2 separate regions of the Homo sapiens genome follow, and region 1 is linked to region 2. The links are chromatin contacts, found by Hi-C or POLR2A ChIA-PET in ENCODE. All regions are on one chromosome and are shown on one strand. Each heading gives the region's core, a stretch centred on a gene start or an enhancer-like site at or near the end of the contact. The rest is flanking DNA. Distances are from core to core; before and after follow the strand shown. Region 1 holds the start of MELTF-AS1 (MELTF antisense RNA 1). Region 2 holds the start of LINC01972 (long intergenic non-protein coding RNA 1972).

Region 1 (6,997 bases), core at 4,063-6,562, 2.2 Mb before region 2:
CACCGAGGCAGGGCACGCCCAACATACCACACAGGGGGTTTTCTTCCTGGAGTCACCTTCCTGGGCTCCGCCTGGGACAAAGAGCTCAGGAACGCTCTGCTCCGGGACCCCAGTACATACATGGTCCTATCAGAGCACACGCTCCCCTGACTTATATCACTTCCCCTTCTTCTTGTTCTCCGTGAAGGAATCTGTGTCCGTTTTGAAGACTAGAGGCTGTTTTCCTCCAACACCAAAGGCTTGTACTGTCTGCATACCCTGCCTACACCCCAGGCTTTGAAACCCCAAATGCTGGAGGCCCAGTCTTCTCCACTCGCTCCCAACATGTCTCCTCCTATAGACTTAGCCCAGAAAGGCACAACTGTGGCCCGGTGGGGAGGGGACTGGACAATGGGAAGCAAGACGTGCAGGGAAAAAAACGAAAACCTCAGTTAGTGTTTCAAAACTTGGATCTTGCCTCCTATGGGGGTCACCAAGGCGGTAGGACCATTTGCCCCAGCAGAGCTAGGGAGGGCTCCAGGCCCTGAACCCTTCCTGTTGCCACAGCCCAGCTCCCCCACCCAGCCTCCTACCAAGAACACCTGAAACCCTCCCCCAGGGAGGGGCTGTGTGCTCCTGCACGAGCCCAGCGGGCCTGCCTGGTCCCAGATCTGTGCATGGTGTCGTCTGGGATGGGGTCAGGGGAGGCGGGCAGGTGCTGGAGAGGCCTTGGGAGGTTCACTTGCAGTGAGTCACCCGCCTCCCAGGGCCACTCCTTTCCCTTTTATCTTTAGCTCTCCTCAAGGCCCACCTGGATTTCCTGGAAATGGGAGGAGGATGGATACTAAGTGAATGCACAGAGACATGAAAATGTGATTCCTGAGGGCAGCATTTTCTCAGGCAGCCCGAGACCGCCTGCTTTAGAATCAGTGGGATGCTGGTTTAACATGCAGATTCTTGAGCCTGATCTGAGACCTCCTGAATAAGATTCTTTGCAAGCAAGGGCCCTTGAAGCTGCCTTCTGCATCCACAAGTGATGCTATACCCTGTTCCATTTGAGAACTTCAGCCCTTAGGGACAATCACCCACCACCTTCAGGGAGCCACCCCACACTCAGGCTTGAGGATGTAACACATAGATGGGGTTCTCTGCCTGGGAGTGATTAACAGCCTCAGTTTCCTCACCTGTAAAATGGGGACAAAAACACCTACCCTGCGTTACTGTTGTGGGGATCAAGCAACGCGTGTAAAGTACTTGTCACATAGTAGGTACTCCCTACTCCCTGCTAATTAATGGCAGCTCCTGCTAATGGCATGAACACAGCTGGGTTCTTTCACCCCGGTAACACAGCAGAGCACGTGGAGAATGGAGAGGGTTGGGGAGCTGGCCAGATGTTGCCACCTCCCTGTGGTGAAGGCCTTGGGGTCCCAGGATAGCAGCTTCTCTTTACACTTCTCTCCACTCCCGGAACGTCCCCACACACACTGCTTTACCCCCCTCAGGCCACAATTCCGAGCCCTGGGCTGCTGAGCTCAGGTCAGAGGACTATGAACTGCTGTGCCCCAACGGGGCCCGAGCCGAGGTGTCCCAGTTTGCAGCCTGCAACCTGGCACAGATACCACCCCACGCCGTGATGGTCCGGCCCGACACCAACATCTTCACCGTGTATGGACTGCTGGACAAGGCCCAGGTGAGCCAGGGTGGGGCTACCTCATTGAGGGGTGTGCAGCAGAGGTAAGCTGAGCCCCTGGGAGGCCTCAGTCTACCTGGAGCAGACCTCTAGAGAAATTGAGGAAGCCCGGGGGAAATTCTGTGATTTTCACTTACGCAAGGACATCCCTCCAGAAACTGTCCCCTCTGCCTCCTGCATCGTTGATTTTCCCTTCTCAGTCGGACCATTTTCACCAACATGAAACATGCTGTGACTTCTGCCATCCTTAAAGAACAAACTAACCTCTTGGTCTCACATCCATCCTCTTGCAGCTGTAATCCTGCTCCCTTTTTTTCTTTTTTTTTTGAGACGGAGTCTTACTCTGTCGCCCCAGGCTGGAGTGCAGTGGCACTATCTCGGCTCACTGCAAGCTCCGCCTCCCGGGTTCACGCCATTCTCCCACCTCAGCCTCCTGAGTAGCTGGGACTACAGGCACCCGCCACCATGCCTGGCTAATTTTTTCTATTTTTTAGTAGAGAAGGGGTTTCACCGTGTTAGCCAGGATGGTCTCGATCTCCTGACCTCGTGATCCGCCCACCTCGGCCTCCCAAAGTGCTGGGATTACAGGCATGAGCCACTGTGCCCGGCCAATCCTGCTCCCTTTCGAAGCAAAACTCCTCCAAAGAGTGGTCTGCTCTGGAGTTAACAAGTCCTCTCCTCTGGCCTCTCTTAAGGATGGAGACTGAGTTAGCAAGTCCTCTCCTCTGGCCCCTCTTAAGGATGGAGACTACCCCAGACAGGCTCCCACCAGGGCCCTGAAGCTGTTCTTGTCAAGGTCACAGTGACCCATGTTGCTAAACCCAGTGGCCATTTCTCAGTCTTCATTTTACTTGACCTCTCAGTGGCACTGGCCACAGCTCTCCCTCCTCCTGGAAACACCTTCCCCTGCAGATGCCCAGGTCCTCAGCCCTGCCTGGCTGTCCTCTCACTCTCTGGCCACTCCTCAGTCTTCTCTGCTGATTTCCTCCCCATCTCCCTGACCTGTTAGCCCTAGGATTCAGTTCTCAGCCCTCTTCCCTGTCTACAGCTTACCCTTGATCTCATCCAATCCCATGTCATCAAATACCATCTATATACAGATGGCTTCTAAATTTACATCTTCAGACATCAGTCCCAAACTTGCATATTTAACTACATACTTGACATTTTGACTTGTGTTTCTAACAGTCATCTCAAATGGATCAAGTCCAAAGTTGGACCCCCGTCCCTCCTTCAGTCTTCCCCACTTCAATTAAGAGCAACTTTAGCTTTTCCATTTCCTCGGGAGTCATTTTTGACTCCGGTCTTCCTCTCGTGCTCTACAGCCAATCTATCAGCAGATCCCATTGGTTGTGCTTTCAAAATATACCTAGAATTTAAACCCAGGTTGTCTCACAATGGAGCCACTGGTTTCTAACCACTCCCCCTCCCCCGACTTATGCTGAAATTGCCTTCTCCACACCCACCAGCACCACAGAACTGCAGAGCTGGCTGGCTCGCCAGGCCTGTTCCTAAACTTTGACATTGTGAACTGACGCATGTTCCTTCCTGTCATCTTCCCCACAGAACCCCTCTATCCCAGGAGTGCTTTACTCTGGGTCCCTGGGCTTCCCTAGGGGGTTGCTAAGTCCTCTGAAGTAATGTGGGAGAAGAATCCTGGGTGGATGTGCATTTTTCTGGGGAGAAGGCTGACAGCTTTCATCAGATCTTCAGGAGGATCTGCGAGTCCCTCCAAAAAGACTGAGAGCCACCTGACTCCTTCGTTCCTCCTTGATCAGTACTTAACACTTTACATAGACATTCATGCATGTTCTCCAGATGTCCTTTATTTATATTCGTATTCATAAGTTCTCATACTACTTCTGGTCTTTTTAGTAGCTCTTTTAGGGCTGTAGCCACAGAACGGTCATTCTAGTGATTCTGAGCAGGGTGGAGAGGAGTGCAGCATCCCTGGGCGGGTGGGTCAGTGAAGACACGCCCAGCTCACCTGATATTCTGTGACTGGTTGCAGAACACAAGTCCCTCTCGAAATTGTTTAGGTTTGTGGGGAGATATCTGTAAGACAGAGTGAGAAAGCCTTATGGAAAAGGCCAAGAAGTGCTCAGCAGGCCTAGCAGAACGCTCAGGAATCCCACCCACACCATCCCTCATTTCTGGGTCTTTCTTCCTGGACATCTCAGGCCTCAGACCTGCATCCAGGAGCTGGAGCACCGCAGTGCTTCTGAACGCCTCTTCCAGTGGCACCTGCGGGCCTAGTGTCCCCACACCCGCTTGGGTGACAGAGGCCAATCAGTTGTCAAGCTTATGACTTCCAATCAGAGTGGTGGGGCCCTGAAATGACTTGCTCTTTGGGTCACTGTATGTAAAGCAATTTGCAGCTAGCGGCACTGGGCGGGTGACCCTGCCTGAGCCCAGTGAGGAGCAGGTCGTCTGCCTGCGGTGCTTCCAGGACCTGTTTGGAGACGACCACAATAAGAACGGGTTCAAAATGTTCGACTCCTCCAACTATCATGGCCAAGACCTGCTTTTCAAGGATGCCACCGTCCGGGCGGTGCCTGTCGGAGAGAAAACCACCTACCGCGGCTGGCTGGGGCTGGACTACGTGGCGGCGCTGGAAGGGATGTCGTCTCAGCAGTGCTCGGGCGCAGGTAGGACAGGCCCGCCCTGCCGCCTCCCCTGGTGCTATTCAGACCCCTTCACCCCAGAACCCTGAGGGAGCGGGGGGCGCTGCGGGTCCGGGGAGGCGGGTGGAGGCCCGTTCGCAGCAGTCCAGGTGGGGTGTCCCGGGAGGATTTTGGCCAGGAGGCTGCGGGCCGGGAGGGCGGGAGCCCGGCGGGTCTCCCAGACGGACCTGGGTAATGAGTGTGAACGCTCAAAACGGCGGCGCGGGGAGGATCTGGGGCCACGGCAGAGACATGCGTGTGCTGCCTTTCTGGAAAGAGCGCATCTGGAAGGGCAGCAGGGGAAAGGAGCACAAAGAGGGAGGCTGCGGCGAGTTCGGTCCCGAAAGATGCCCCCACCCCCACCCCAGAGCGGGCGCCTGAGGCGGCCACCGCGGCCCGGGCTTCGGGGCCTGACCCGCCGCGTTCGTCCCCAGCGGCCCCGGCGCCCGGGGCGCCCCTGCTCCCGCTGCTGCTGCCCGCCCTCGCCGCCCGCCTGCTCCCGCCCGCCCTCTGAGCCCGGCCGCCCCGCCCCAGAGCTCCGATGCCCGCCCGGGGAGTTTCCGCGGCGGCTTCGCGCTGGAATCCAGAAGGAAGCTCGCGAAGGCCGGGCCCGGCGTGGGCGGGAGCAGGCGCCTCCCCGGGAGCCCCGCCGCCCACGGGCGCCACCTGGCGCTGCTACCTGAGGCGCCGCCCCCGGGCCCGCGCGGCCCTTCCCGCCAACCGCCGCCTCCCGCCACCTGGAGCCGCGCGGGCCGCGCCGGAGGAGGCCGGTTGCCCAGGAAACCGCTGAGTCCGGGCTTCCCGCCGCCCGCCCCGCGGTGTCGCCCGAGGGGCCCGCCCGCCTCCTCCCCGCAGCCCCGCGCCCCCGTCCGCGAGGCCCCCTGGGGACGCGGTGGCCGCCGAGGCGCCTACACCCGCAGGCCGCGGCCAGGCCGTCCCAGGAGGCCCCGGCGCCAACGGGACCCGGCGCGTGGGACAGCGGCCTCTGCTGGCGGCGGCGGGAGGGAGGCCGGACCGGGGCGACGGGGAGAAGCCTTCGCCCGCGGGACCGTGTCCGGGGTGGGGGCTCCAGTTCCTCCGACCGCCCGTGCGCTGGGAGGGAGGCCGAGCCCGGGGAACGCCGCGTGCCCTGCCTCGTCCCCCACTGTGGCCGCGCCAGCTCCATCCCGGGCCAGCCGCGTCCACGGGCCCCCTCCCGAGTCTCCTCAGGCTCTCGCCTCCCCTACCCCCGTGGGATGCCCACCGCCCGCACCCACGCCCGAGCCTGGCGGCAGCAGCCGCCCCCCGCCTGAAGGGAGCCGGAGGTGACCCAGGCCGCGGGCTCCCGAGGCCCCTGAAGGGCTGCGCGTGGGGACCCGCCATGCTTCTGGGTTCCGAACGGGGGTGAGCTCCGTCTCCTCACCCGGCCCCGCACCCGCTGGGCCTGGGGACCCCTCACTCCCCGTGCCCGCCCCTCCGCGAGGCAGCAGAAAGCGCCCGGCCGGGGCCTCTCTCTACTCCATCTTGCCACAGTTGTCTGAGAAGCCAGAAAAAGTTTCCAGAACTGGCAGCCCTTAAAAAAAATGAAGAGGAAGAGAAGAAATGGGAGCAGGCAGCCCTCGTCAGCAGACCGGGAGCCGCGTGGGCGCGGAGCCATTTGCATTCCGGTCTGCGGGGGCTCGGGGATGCTGGTGACAGGCCCGGTTCCCGGTGGCTCGCCCCCACCTGCGGGCGTCGGGAAGGATCCCTTCCATCTCTCAGCCGCAGAGGAGGCCCTGGCAGCGCCCCGGCTGTAGCCATGCAACCCCGAGGAGTCCCGGGCACCTTCACCCCACCGGGAGGGGCCACAAGGACCTGGGCCTCGGCCACCAAGCTTTGTCCCCTCTCGCTGTGGGGGGCTAGTGATTCTCCTCCGACCTGACGATTGCTTGGTTTTTTCAAAAGGGAGTTTTGTGCGGTGAGAAGTGTGTTTCTGTGTGGCTAACTCTGGGCTAGCGTGCCGTGGCCATTGAAGGTGTGGCCTGCGTGGGTGCAGTGTAAGTGACGCTGGATTGTCAGGTGGCAGCAGGGGACCCCTGCTGTGTCAGTGCTAATGAAACATGTTGGTTGGTTTCTAAAATAAAGCCAAACAAGCCAGCACATGCAGAGGCTTGGACCCTGATAGAAACTTCTGCTGCCGATTTCTTTCGTTTTGTTAGGCACTCAAAGGCCTACCTGCTCCACCGAGAAGGGCAGATTCCATTCTCCAAGAGCCAGTCAGGGACCACTCTCATCCTCTAGTCAGTGAGGCCCCCCGCGCCCTTCTTCGACCTGGACTGGTTCTCTGGCTCTTGCAGGGCCTCCGCTGCCCTGGCACATTCCAGCTGCCTCCACCCCATCAGGCTCTGGGGTGTCTGCCCTTCTGTGGATGGGTGCAGAGAAGGGTGCAAACTTCTCTGCTGCCCCCTGCCCCACACCTCCAAAATAAGCGGCCCACATCTTTTCTCTGGCAAGCTCGCTGCTAACTCACTGGAGGGGGGCGTGGGGAGCGGATCTCCCAGAGACCCTACAGTGGGTGCTCTGTGGTATCTACTGAGGTGGGGGTGGGCCCGGCTGGTCTTCATCAGTGCTCTGCTCTCCCTCTGGAAGGGGAGGTTTTCTCTGCTTCCCTCTCTCATGGCTTCACTTGGCCCCCACACCACCACCC
Region 2 (6,377 bases), core at 2,632-5,131:
TACTCTTTGACCAGCCCAACTTCCTTGTGTTCTAAGTGGTGGAACAGTGCCCCAGAGAGGGGATGTGGCCTCCCTAAATGCTAAGATGAGCCAGGACTCCTGCTCCTGGACCCAAGTGCCAGGACTAAAAGACTAGAGGGGGAACTTACACAGGGGAAAGGTGGCCTTAGGGCAGGCAGTGAGCCAAGAACCCCTTCCCAGGAGCTGGACCCAGAGTGATTCTTCAGTCCCTCCCAATAATGTCCCTGGGAATAAAACTCCCCATCTCCCGACGCCCTTCTCCATATATCCAAACCCTGCACATCCCACAAGGCTCACCTCAGATGCCAGCTCCTCCTTTCATCTTCCCATCAAACACCCCGACTCTAACCAGACGTGAGCTCTCTGGCCTCTTGGGGACTCTGCACTTCTTCATGGCTCAGGTCAGACTGCATCTGGAATTACAGTTAGATGTGCGTATACCTTCTTGATGACCCCTGACCATGAATTCCTTGGGCTTATCTTGCTCCTTCTCCTGACTCCCTCGCTCAATGCCCAGCCTAGGACCTGACTCAAATGCATTCAACAAACACAGGCTGGATTGCTGACATCCCTTTGCTTTTTGCCCACTAGCATTACAAGACCACATTGCTTACTGTTAGCCAGCACCAGGGCCTTCCCCACAAAGCAGACATACTTCCCTGTCTCCTTTCCACTTCTTTTGGATGAACAAGAACAGCCTCTTGCGCCTCCTTATTGCAAACTTCCTGGACACCCCCCACTGTCTCAGATAATCACCAGGGCTGAGGGGCATTCTCCAAAGCCCAGGAGGCCCTCAGTAGATAGGGTGTTGTTTGATGGACAGCTTTCCCTCCTGCGAAGCCCTGGTGAACAGCTCTAATGTCACCAGCAACTGCCATCTGACTCCCTAACACTGGCTGGAAGTCTTTTCCTATTTGCCCCCAGGAATGCCAAACTCAGTGAGCTGAGCTCTTCTTACAGCTGTCTGACTCCTTTGCATCAAACATTCCTCCTGAGATTGTAAGAACTAGAATGACTAGTTCCAGCCACTCACCTTCTTCTGCCTATGAGGAAGAATCCAATTAATGCCAAAATAGCCTATACTGTTCCAAAAGTCTGGCCTTTTCCAAAAACCCTAGCTCTTTCCACAAAGAAGCTCAAGAAGCTCCAGAAGAAATTCAGTGTTCTCCTCAAAAGCAGACACCAACTTGGTGGACCATAGGTGCATCCTGCAGAATCCCTAACAAGTAAGTGATTCAGAATGGAGGGGCTGAAAGAGAAGCAAATAGCCCCATGAGCCTGAGCCAGAGAAGCGGATGCTTGCAGACCTTGGAGAAAGTTTTCACCACCCTCATCAGCCCCATGGTTTCCCATTGTCTACAAAAAAGTTAGATTATTTTGTTCAGGATTCAGATACTTCACATCATGACTCCTATCATTCTAGTCTCATCTCCTTCTAAACTTCCAAGCCACTAGCCCCCTTGGAGCATTCATGCCTTTCAAATACACCCAACCCATTCCATTTACATGTTTTGTTCCAGCTACTGAAACATCTTTTATCTTAGGTTGGATTCTCAGACCCTTAGACAAGGATTCAAGTGCAAGTATATTTGGGACAGAAAAAACCAGCAGGATAGTGGGGAACAAAAAGAAGTCAATAAAGGGTACTTTTTTCAGCAGGTTCCCATTGTAGCAACTAACAGTTGATCCTACCTGGGAGACAGTGTAGGGCTCACTTCAGAATTGTCCTCAGCCAAGAGTAGAGAGAGGAAGTTGTGGGTATTTGTCCACCACTCCCATCAGTCACAGGTGTGGGTTTCTGCTGGGCGGGAGGGACATGGACTCTTCGGCATGCAAGTTCAGCTTGCACCAGTGAAAAGCCAAGGGGACACGGGCAGTGGGCCAAGGGGTCTGCTCCCCCTTTACGTCCCTCCTCCTTTCCCCACCACCACTTTTTAGTTTACCCAAATGACCCACTCATCAGGGTTCAATGCCATCTCCTCCCAAAAGCTTTTCTAACCTTTCATCAGAACCAATGACTCTTTCCTTTGGTTTCCACAAACAATCAGAGTACAACTGTGAGAAAAATCCTTTAGGTTTTACCCTTCACTCTGCTTAAGAGTGAAAGTCTTAATTGACAACTGGGCAGAATGGTGTTGGCGCGGCCAGGCGCGGTGGCTCATGCCTGTAATCCCAGCACTTTGGGAGGCCGAGGCAGGCAGATCACGAGGTCAGGAGGTCACAAGGTCAGGAGATCGAGACCATCCTGGCCAACATGATGAAACCCTGTCTCTACTAATAATACAAAAAATTAGCTGGGCATGGTAGCACGCGCCTGTAGTCCCAGCTACTCGGGAGGCTGAGGCAGGAGAATGGTGTGAACCCGGGAGGCAGAGGTTGCAGTGAGCCAAGATTGCACCACTTCACTCCAGCCTGGGCAACAGAGTAAGACTCTGTCTCAAAAAAAAAAAAAAAGAAAGAAAGAATGGTGTTGGCTCTCGTTCTCATTCCTTGATTTATTTCCTTTCTGCTTTGCATGAGGTGGTGTCTGTGACCCATGTACTCATAGCAAGTCTTTGAACCCATCAACATTAGAAATTAGAAAATACCTCTCAAAAAGCAGCATTGATTCTGTTGCCTAAATATATTCTTATTGCAAAAATAAAAATGTAAATGATGTCATTTGAAGCAGTGCATGGTTATTGCTCTTATAATACAATAGTAAGTCTTATTTGCATAAAGAGATATCTACAGTCCTATAAAAGTAAGAATGAATACCTAAATCCAAACTGCTCCTTCAAGTTACCTGGAACTGTGATATTTGCATACACCGAACCATCTACTCTTGTTCTGAAGAGGAGAGAATGAAAACTAAAGGAAACAAAGAATCAAAGAAGCCTTGAACCCACGGTGAGTGGAACCCTGAAGTGATCGGAGGACAGACTGGCATGTGGCAACCTTATTCTGTTCCTTCAAAGCAGCTACTGAATGTTGCGGTGAGCCCGGGAAGAGGACTGTCCTGCCTGCAGTCCTACAGAGGGAAGAGCTGTGCTTAATAAGTTAAAAAGCTGGGGCTTCTACCAAGCCACAGAAGAAGCCGGAGACAGTGTGTGCACATCTGCAAGCAAACAGACGCGTGTCTAACCCGGGGCGGCCGCGCTTCCCCTGCTTAGAAATCCATCATCTACAAGGGGTGGGGCCTGAGGAGCGCAACTCTCACTTGTTACTTTAGAAATCAATCATCTACAAGGGGTGGGGCCTGAGGAGAGCGGGCTTCCCCTGCTTAGAAATCAATCATCCAGAAGGGGTGGGGCCTGAGGAGCTTGGCTCTCACTTGTTACTTTAGAAATCAATCATCTACAAGGGGTGGGACCTGAGGAGGGCGGGCTTCCCCTACTTAGAAATCAATCACCCACAGGGGGTGGGGCCTGAGGAGCGCGGCTCTCACATGTTACTTGAGTTTTACCCAGCAGGTGGGAAGTCCAGAAGGCTGACTCGGTCTCTAAAATGCAGCAGAACCTGTGGCGACCACAGCCACCCAACAGCAAAAGAGGCAGCAGAGGCTGGGTGAGCACAGGACTGAGAATTCATGGAGAAAGTTCTTGAATTTAAGGGAGAGGTGAGACCATTTAATTGGCCAAAAAGGCCCAACTCTAAGAGCCGACCTGCAAGAAGCCAGCCCGGCAGCTTCTCCCATCACCACTCCCAGCTGCAGGTGGGCTGCCTGCTGTCCTTACCTCCCAGACAAGGGGGATCATGTCCTCCTTGGGGTCACCGTGGACCAGTGCGCACTTCTGTGGCCTGTTTTGCTCGCTGCACTTACCTACTGTGACACCACTGTTGCCGACACAGCCACCTCCGTGCGGGGGGTCCCTGGGGCAGACGCCCTGCTATCCTCATCTTAGGATACCCAGTTCCCAACACAGTGCCTGCTGCAAATTATCAGTAATAACAGTAAGTCTTTGTCACGTAATGAGTTACCTTTCAGTCTCTCTGCAGTCTCTTTCCTCCCAATGCCCCTTGGCTGCTCCCGAAGCCCTGACTCCTGACCTCCTGCCCCTTCTGTCTCCAGGGCCATTAACTCCCCTGCTGGTCCCTATCCATGGAGCCCATTGACAGATGAGTTTGATTCTGGACCTAAGAAGGACAGTTAACAGACACAGATATCTTTTAAGGTGAGGAGTGGGTATCGGATACCTGAAAGAGAAAAAGCCTACCAAAACCAACCTTATCTTCCTACCAATCTACCCACTAAGAGAGAGAAACCAGAATATTTTTGCCGGAGAATTATAATAGAGACTCACATCTACCCTCCTTCCTTCACTCAAAAGCCCTGCCCATCCCTCAGCACACATCTCAAAGAGGAACTGCCCCATGAAGCATTCCTGATCCCCAGCCAGGTGTGATGGTCTGTCCTGCGAGCCCCCCACAAGGTACCTTTTCTATGGCACTCACAATTTACTGCCTTCTACTGGATTATCAGTGACCAGACTACAGGTCCTGGTGGGCAGGGGCTGGGTCTGATTCACTGTGGTCCCACCTCACCCCAGCTCTACTCCCACCCCAGGCCCTGCCCAAGACGGGAGGTAAGCTGACTACATTGGTTTGAATAGGGTAAAAGGAAGGACAGCCAAGAGCATAATGCGGCTCAGATGAATTTCAGTTTAACTTTCCCAGAAGTTAAACTTCCCACTCATCAAGGTTCAATGCCTTCTCCTCCCAAAAGCTTTTCTAACCTTTCGTCAGAACCCATGACTCTTTCCTTTGGTTTCCGCAATCAGAGTACAACTGTTGGAAAAATCCTTTAGGTTTTGCCCTTCACCCTCTTAAGAGTGAAAGTCTTCATTGACAACTGGGCAGAATGGTGTTGGCTCTGAGCCAGCCTCTGAGTTCTGAGGCTGAGGGAGGTGCTATCCACCTGGCCCAGGACCTCCCGTCCTGGGCTCTTGGCAAGGCAGCTGACTCTCCCTGTCCTCTCCTAGCCCTACCACAACATTCCTGGGCATATCATCCCACTCACAAGGAGGATTCTTCTAGTGTTTATGAAGGCAGGGTTGGGCAAGACCCGAGAAGTGAGGAGCTAACAGACGGCTCTCCCCCAAGGCTGGTGTCCCCTCCTGCAGCATGGCTGCCAACTAGCCCCCCAGCCTCGGCTGCAACAACCCCACCCATGGGGAGCTAACAGCACTGCTCTTAGACAGCGGCGTCCGTGGGGCACTTTGCTTAGACCCACATCCTCCCTCCCAGCCCAGTTCCACCTCTTTGGGCTGCACAGAATGAATCTGCTTCCTTCCCCAGGTAGCCCCCTTCGGATATCTGGGACAGCTCTCGTGTCCTGTTGTGTCTTTCTCCAGTGTACACATTCTAGGCTCTCACAGTGTTTTTCACTTTGTCCCAGCAAGGCTATTGTTTTTAAGTGCTCTTGAAAGAACCTTCTCTGCAAGGTCAAATAGAAATGAGTAGTCAAGTTAGCACTGACCCGACCCCTCGTTGCATCTCAGCAAGAGCAAATACTTTCACATCTCTCCAGTGGTGCAAAACTAACTGGCAAGAGTCACATTCACACACACACTTGCTCAAATTATGCCAATAAAAGGAAGTTGCGAAAGTGTGAAGACAGCGTAAGGTTTCTGGTTTCGTAGAAAAACAGAGGGGTTAGCCCCCAATTCAAATTTTTTTTCTTTGATCTATGTTTAAAGAAAGCCCTGAGAGGACGGAGAGAGGTTGATTAACCGGTCAAATATACAATTAGATCGAAGAAATAAGACCTAGTGTTGGATAGATCAGCAGGATGACTATAGTTTACAATAATCTATTGTACATTCCAAAACAGTTAGATAGGAATAATTTGAATGATTATAGCATAAAGAAAAGGCAAATATTTAAGGTGGTGGATATCTGAATCACCCGGATTTGATGTTTACACACTATGTCAACATACCAAATTATCAAAGGTATCCCAAAAATATGTATACCTATTATGCATCAATTTTATTTTTTTTATTTCAATAGCTTTAGGGGTACAAGTGGTTTTTGGTTCCATGGATGAATTGTATAATGGTGAAGGCTGAGATTTTAGTGCACCCATCACCTGAGTAGTGTACACTGTACCCAATATGTAGGGTTTTTTTGTTTTGTTTTGTGGTTTGTCTTTGTTGTTGTTGTTGTTTTGTTTGTTTGTTTGTTTGAGATGGAGTTTCGCTCTTGTTGCCCAAGCTGGAGTGCAATGGCACAATCTCGGCTCACTGCAACCTCCACCTTCCAGGTTCAAGCGATTCTCCTGCCTCAGCCTCCTGAGTAGCTGGGATTACAGGCGCCTGCCACCATGCCCAACTAATTTTTTGTATTTTTAGTAGAGATGGGATTTCACTATGTTG

The links. Hi-C counts contacts between places; a loop is a spot of excess contacts on that map. ChIA-PET counts read pairs that join two places held with the same protein, here RNA polymerase II (POLR2A). Pooled maps may share reads with other maps.
Region 1: a loop to region 2 is called in a map of CD8-positive, alpha-beta T cell, with 26 times the contacts of the local background. The contact joins the promoter of MELTF-AS1 here to the promoter of LINC01972 in region 2. A Hi-C loop is called at or near these places in 1 of 168 maps with a recorded cell type or tissue (CD8-positive, alpha-beta T cell) and 1 of 50 pooled maps. POLR2A ChIA-PET finds 5 or more read pairs at or near these places in 1 of 52 experiments (activated B cell).

Annotation. Positions count from the first base shown.
Region 1 is chr3:197,001,221-197,008,217 of GRCh38, reverse strand. MELTF-AS1 (MELTF antisense RNA 1) reads right to left here and starts at 5,312. Exons shown (of 4, transcript NR_038285.1): 1 at 5,245-5,312; 2 at 4,248-4,616; 3 at 3,859-4,121; 4 at 3,474-3,724. MELTF (melanotransferrin) reads left to right here. Exons shown (of 16, transcript NM_005929.6): 14 at 1,482-1,669; 15 at 4,119-4,317; 16 at 4,767-6,478. The coding sequence ends at 4,846. RefSeq lists silencers at 4,354-4,753, 4,794-5,583, 5,734-5,813.
Region 2 is chr3:194,766,213-194,772,589 of GRCh38, reverse strand. It overlaps LINC01972 (long intergenic non-protein coding RNA 1972), which reads left to right and starts at 3,881. Exons shown (of 3, transcript NR_146990.1): 1 at 3,881-3,954; 2 at 4,073-4,175. All of the region lies in intron 3 of LINC01968 (long intergenic non-protein coding RNA 1968), which reads right to left. LOC105374292 (a long non-coding RNA gene) reads right to left here. Exons shown (of 6, transcript XR_001741084.2): 3 at 319-434. RefSeq lists enhancers at 2,881-2,980, 3,096-3,390 and a silencer at 3,151-3,250.